Regions from separate parts of the Homo sapiens genome. Here region 1 is linked to region 2. A link is an interaction called in ENCODE POLR2A ChIA-PET data of the cell type or tissue named here. Cell type or tissue: PC-9. All regions are shown on one strand. Links, peaks and the distances in the headings refer to the core of each region. The heading gives the core; the rest is flanking DNA.

Region 1 (3,284 bases), core at 231-2,730, 540 kb before region 2:
CTACTGCCACTTTTGTCTCCCATGGTCTAGTTTCACAGCCATCATGTTAAAAGGGAAGTTGGATCACATTATTCCTATACTTGAAACTCCCCAGTGTCTCTTCATTTCATTCCAAATTCCTTGGAAACACACAGCCCTGTGAGCTGCCCTCTCTCCTCCTCCCTCTCTTCTCTCCATCTAGTCTCCTCTCCAACCACCCAATCCCTCCCTCTCTCTCTTCCAGCCACACCAATCCTCTTATTAATCTTACATACTTGCCTCCATCCTTCGCATTGGCCATTGCTTCCATTGGGAAAGCTCTTTTCGGGTGAATGGTTGGCTTTCTTTCCCTCTCCAGTGACACTTCTATGTAATTACAATCACTCCTTGCCCCCAGCACTCCCCACCCTCCTAGTCTGCTGTACTTTTTTCCATCTCACTTATTCACCCCTCAAACCACGCTATAAATTATTCATTATGCTTATTGTCTGTCTCACCCCACTAGAATGTAAACTCTATGAGAGCAGACATTTTTGTCTGTTATATTAACTGCTATATCCTCAACACCTAGAGCAGAACCTGGCCTTATAGTAGGTGCTTAGTTAATATTTTTGAATAAGTAAATGTAACTACTATATTAGGATTATTATCATTATATGGAGATTTTCCTAAGATACTTTCCTATTGGATTCTAACCACATTTTTGCAATAGGAAAAGTCTGATTATTTGTTATCATGATACTTTCAAAACAGTTTGTCCTGCTCAAGAGTTAATTAAGGGCAAATAGAAAAAAAAAATTCAATCGCCTTGCATTCTGAGACAGCTCTGGCTTTTTGCCATTTGGTCACTCTTATTTGAAATATCCAGTTTTGCAAAATATTTTTTGAATCCTCACTTTCTAATTTGGCATTCTATTCTTTCCCCCAATTTCTATATGCTGCCACAGCTGAATATTATTTGCATCAAACCATAATAAAGAAAGCATCAATGACCTTTTCATTCTCCCCTGCCCACCAATCCTTGTCCTCAAGTTTCATTCTGTAATTAAGGGGCCTCTCCCCTTTATTTGGATGTCTGGTCCACCGTGCCTCACTACCTTTTGATTTCCAACTTTGCTTTACATAATCCTGCTGTTTCTTGATTACTTTCACTGATTTAGCTACTTGACCTGATTAAGACTTTAATTGGCATCAATCTTTGTCTTTTAGAACCCTATTTGTTCTAGCTTTCCCAATCTGGCTCTATTATACTTGATATAATTTCTAATTCCTCTCTATAGATGCCTTGGGGCTTGATATTGGGAGAAGGAGCCAGGAAGGAGCCATAATTGCAATGATGTGGGTGATGGGAAGATAATATATATATCAAGGAATTAATTTAGGACTTAAAGGATCTTAAACTCTTCCCTGATGGGATTGTCACATGAGAGAAATGAGACCCTTTGGGGATACAAATTTATAGAGCAGAATAAATGTTGGTGACAAATGAAATGAAAGGTTGGTGTTGTGTTTTTTTTTTTTCTATTAGTTCCTCCAGGTCAGGGAGACCACATATTACTTTACTTTTTTATCCTGAGCACTTAGCATGCTGTCCAATACATAGCAGGCATTTGAACAAATGTTTCTTGTTGAAAATTACAATAGGGCAGCAGCACTTATAAATCTACAATATGTTATTATTGTCACTATGTGGTTACTTTCCACAAGAATTATGTTATGACTAAGCAATTATATATTCTTAGCATATGAGAAAAATGTGCAAACAATGTTCACAAGGTCACTTACCTTCTATGGCAAAGAGAAGTGGATATGAGTGAGATAGAGCAAACTACCTCACTGGTGGGTAAATCTTTAGAACGAATCTATCAGGGTTCCAATGTTGTAAGGTGGATTAACTGTGTTAATCTATTCATAGCACTTAGAAAGGGACTGCCACAAGTGTTCACTAAATGTTAGCTATTATAAATGTTATGATTTTTGTTACCTATAGAGATTTTAAAGCATACTCCTGATGCTGATACCCAAGTATCTCATTTAAGAAGTCCAGACTCAGGCAGCCATAACTTGTAGAAGCTCCTTTGTTGGCTCTAAAGCCAGTCTTTGATTTACACCTCTATGCCCCAGTGGGCCTGGAGGACTGACAGAGTGAGAAAAGGCATGGCTGAGGAACCCTGAGCCTGTTTCCTACCCAGTCATCTCTTGCACCAGTCCCAGGGCCAGAGAGAGGCAAGAGCTGTATTCCTTTTCATGTTCTATGTCATTAGTCTTAAAACTCTCAATGATTTTTGTCCTTCATGTATTCCAGAGGTGCACAACCCTAGTGTTTACAGGCATTTTTGTTCACCTCACTTCAGACATCAGTTTTCCCCTTGCTTCAGACATCAGGTTTAGACCTTGGAAAATGAATCTAACAACATTTTCCTGGTTCTGAGTAGGATGAGCCAGAAAGTAGTGAGCCTATAAAAAGACATCCAAATGTTAACTGCCCCTGGTACCTCATAGAAATTTCCAACTCAATGTATCCAAAATGAATTTTACTATCTCTCTTCTTCATCTTGCTTCTACTGCAGTGTTCCCTTTCTTGGCTAATTGTCCCCACAATCCATCTCCCAAAAACATAGGGTTTGTCCCCATCTGCTCTACCCTCCACCTTAATCACTCCCAACCAGTAGATTATTCATATATATGTGAATAATTCTTCTACAGAAATTCAATCAAATTGTCACCACTGCTGTTATGATTAGCTATGATAACATAATATGTCTCCAATGTATCTTTCTAGGCCTATATTTCTACCCCTGCTTGACTGTGTCACTCCACTTCTCTGCCTATCCTCTGTAGTCCATGTTCAAGAAACTTCTTACCATTCACTGAACATGCCCTTCTTGATCTCAGTTCCAAGACTCTGCCTATGACATTGTTTTAGCCTGGATTTTTCCTTTCTACATACTCTGGTTAGCAAATTCTAATTCATCTTAAAGACCTAGTTCAAATAGCACTTCTATGAAGCTGTTTATCTTCTTCTCTTTATAACTGCAGTCAGTTCACATTCCCATAGCAGATATAAAGACAAAGTATGAGGCTGCACTGGGCATTGTGGCTGGCGCCTGTAATCACAGCTACTTGGGAGGCTGAGGCAGGAGAATCACTTGAATCCAGGAGGCAGAGGTTGCAGTGAGCCAAGATCACACCATTGCACTCCAGCCCAGGTGACAGTGTGAGACTCTGTCTCTAAATAAATAAATAAATAAAATAAAGACAAAATATGGTGTTGTCAGGGATGCTCTATTTTATCAAAGGTTAAT
Region 2 (3,284 bases), core at 427-2,926:
ATCACGCCACTGCACTCCAGCCTGGCGACAGAGCGAGACTCCATCTAAATAAAAAAAAGAAAGAAAGAAATACCAGTGTTTTCAATTGGGAGAATTTTTAAACTTTGTCTACTATCTTCAGAAAACATTCTTTGAAAGAAAGGTTATTGTGTTTAGTCTGGTTTCTATACATGTCTCTGGAACAGCAGGATATAAGAACCCATTTTGGCAGCAGATCTCCAGAAAACACTGGCAATTCTGCAATGAGGGGAGGTACAACTTCCTAATGAAAGTGTTTCCTCAAATCTAAAGGTCATCTGAACACTTTCATACATACACAATACAATGTATGTATTGCGGTTGAATAGACACAACAAAGGAGGCAGACTGAAGTTCAAATCCTACCTCTGCCACTTACTAGTTGTGTGACATTCAGCAAATCACTTATCTAATCTTTCCAAGTCTCCATTTTTTTTTCTTTTTTTTTTGAGACAGAGTCTTGCTGTGTCTCCCAGGCTAGAGTGCAATGGCACGATCTCAACTCACTGCAACCTCCGCCTCCCAGGTTCAAGTGATTCTCCTGTTTCAGCCTCCTGAGTAGCTGGGACTACAGGTGTGTGCCACCACGCCTGGCTAATTTTTGTATTTTTGGTAGAGATGGGGCTTCACCATGTTAGTCAGGCTGGTCTCAAACTCCTGACCTCAGGTGATCCGCCTGCCTCGGCCTCCCAAAGTGCTGGGATTACAGGTGTGAGCCACCGGGCCCTGCCACAAGTCTCCATTTCTTCATTTGTAATATGAGTGAAATATTGCCTACTTCATAAGATTCATACAAAAATTAAATAAGATAATGTACATAACATGTTGGTACATAATAATCACTAAGAAATGATGTTAAACCTGTAATCCCAGCACTTTGGGAGGCCAAGGCAGGCGGATCATGAGGTCAGGAGATCGAGACCATCCTGGCTAACACGGTGAAACCCCATCTCTACTAAAAATACAAAAAAAAATTAGCAGGGTGTGGTGGTGGGTGCCTGTAGTCCCAGCTACTCGGGAGGCTGAGGCAGGAGAATGGCGTGAACCCAGGAGGCGGAGCTTGCAGTGAGCCGAGATTGTGCCACTGCACTCCAGCTTGGGTGACAGAGTGAGACTCCGTCTCAAAAAAAGAAAGAAAGAACGAAAGAAGGAAAGAAAGGAAGGAAGGAAGGAAGGAAGGAAGGAAGGAAGGAAGGAAAGAAAGAAAGAAAAAGAAAGAAAGAAATGATGGCAGTTATTTCTATTATTATTTTAGTATAATTATCACTGAATCAGAAAGAATGTGACCCTGGGGGTGTGTGCACACCATGATTTTGGCCATGACCTTCAGTCAGCAACATTAGTTTCTCTCAGAGGAGGTTCTACTGTGCCCCGGATAAGGGAATTGGAGCTCAGTGACACGTAGAAAACTGACAGCATTGAAGATCTCTAAAGGATACTCAAAACATTCTTGCCAGCCCTGCCTGAGGCTGCATTACTGCCTACCAGGTTTGTTTCTGCTCTCAGGCACTTATTACATTTCTCTGTTTTCATGCCAGCCTTCCTAGCTTACTTTGTGTTCCTTCTGCATTAGTCATCATAACGCCCCAGTTCAGTGACAGATAAGGTGGATAAGTCCCATTTGGTCCCTGCCCCTACAATTGGAAGAAGACAGGAATTAGGAGATGGACTGAAGCAGAGGTTAAGTGTTAAACACAGCAAGCCCACCCCACAGACACACAATTAGGTGACTCTAAAACCAACTTAATTGGTTAGTGACCAGTAGTAGTTTTCATGAAATAGAATAGAAAATATCAATATAAACCCCATACAGTAAGCAGTTTATTTCATTAAAAACTTTTATTGGCCAGGTGCGGAGGCTCATGCCTATAATCCCAGCACTTTGGGATGCTGAGGCGGGTGGATCACGAGGTCAGGAGATCGAGACCATCCTGGCTAACACAGTGAAACCCTGTCTCCACTAAAAATACAAAAACAAAATTAGCTGGGTGTGGTGGTGGGCGCCTGTAGTCCCAGCTACACGGGAGGCTGAGGCAGGAGAATGGCCTGAATCCGGGAGGCGGAGCTTGCAGTGAGCCAAGATCTCACCACGGCACTACAGCCTGGGTGAAAGAGTGAGACTCCATCTCAAAAAGAAAAAAACTTTTCAGTTGTGTGTGTCTGTATGAATATTTGTTTGTGTTGGTGGGTGGATGTGTGTGCATTTTGCAATATAAAATATATTTCTTTTGTTCTCATGTGGACTCGAAGGTCTCTAAGGTCTCTTTTAACTAGAAAAATTTAATAAATCTCCAAACTCTGTAGAACTGGGATTCAAAATGGCAGTAGTTGCCAATGTTCTGGTTTTATGGGGTTGGTCCATATTTTTTTTCCCAATAGAAAATAAATTAGGATTTTCCTTCATCAGTAAATAAAAATGTTAAAAGAATAAAACTAGAATCTACACTCAATCACCCAGGAAGATGAGAGGTCTGCTGGGACTGAGATTACAGAGAGAAATGAACACAGAGATCAGAGCTTGAAGCCAGCTGTGGAGCCCAGGGCCAGTGGCCCGCTTCTGCACACAGCATCCATCCATGGGAACTGAGTCAACTCATAAGGATCTAAAGAGAGCGGGGACATTGCCGGGGAGGAGGAGATGGGGGTTCCTCTCCCAGCATACACACACGCATGGCTCCCACACTCACATAAATGCACATCGAGAAGCCAGAAGATGTTGCAAGATGTGTCTGTGCGTCTCTCAAGCTTCTACAGGCTAATGAAAGCATGTTAGAGACAGAGAACAGGCCTGAGTTTCAAGCCTTCTGAAGTCTGTTTTTCACTCTGTCTCTCTTTGGCACAGAATAAGTCATTTCATTCTCCCCTCTATCCAGACAGTGAGTTAATTTACACTGACAACTATAACCAAGTTGATGAACACACCAAACATTGGTCAGTGCAGATTCTCCCTATTTGAAAACTGAAATAGGAAACTTTTATAGTTAGAAAGTGCTTTGCAAACATAAACTCAGAAAAAGAGGAACTAATCGGAGGATCTTACCTTTCGGTTCTCTAAGCGGTCACAGCCTAATGCTGCCAAATGGCTCCAGATGCTCATGTTGAGGTCCAGGCTCTCTCTCCATCTTCAGTCTCCTCCACTCACCAGGCTCCTATTAACACATTTTCTGCTCTTCAGATAGTGAAATGTGGACAGCTAGGTTTAAGCCACCAGATTCCATCGTGCTACACCGAGACCACAGCCAATCCACTTTGGCCTTCCTCACAAG

Evidence for each region. Peaks named below come from ENCODE experiments on the same cell type or tissue, not always from the same donor. Only the 100,000 strongest peaks of a DNase experiment are listed, where the experiment ranks them.
Region 1: POLR2A ChIA-PET joins it to region 2 with 9 read pairs; 1 of 35 experiments calls an interaction of 5 or more read pairs at or near these places.

Annotation. Positions count from the first base shown.
Region 1 is chr3:177,980,631-177,983,914 of GRCh38, reverse strand. No RefSeq gene overlaps it. Among named protein-coding and RNA genes, the nearest start is that of LINC02015, 170 kb to the right of the region's middle. In PC-9, for the core only: no CTCF peak of the experiment used is centred there; a DNase peak (open chromatin) is centred at 1,724.
Region 2 is chr3:177,441,885-177,445,168 of GRCh38, reverse strand. It overlaps LINC00578 (long intergenic non-protein coding RNA 578), which reads right to left and starts at 3,248. Exons shown (of 4, transcript NR_047568.1): 1 at 3,059-3,248. RefSeq lists an enhancer at 3,221-3,284. In PC-9, for the core only: no CTCF peak of the experiment used is centred there; a DNase peak (open chromatin) is centred at 1,538; H3K27ac peaks cover 1,805 bases.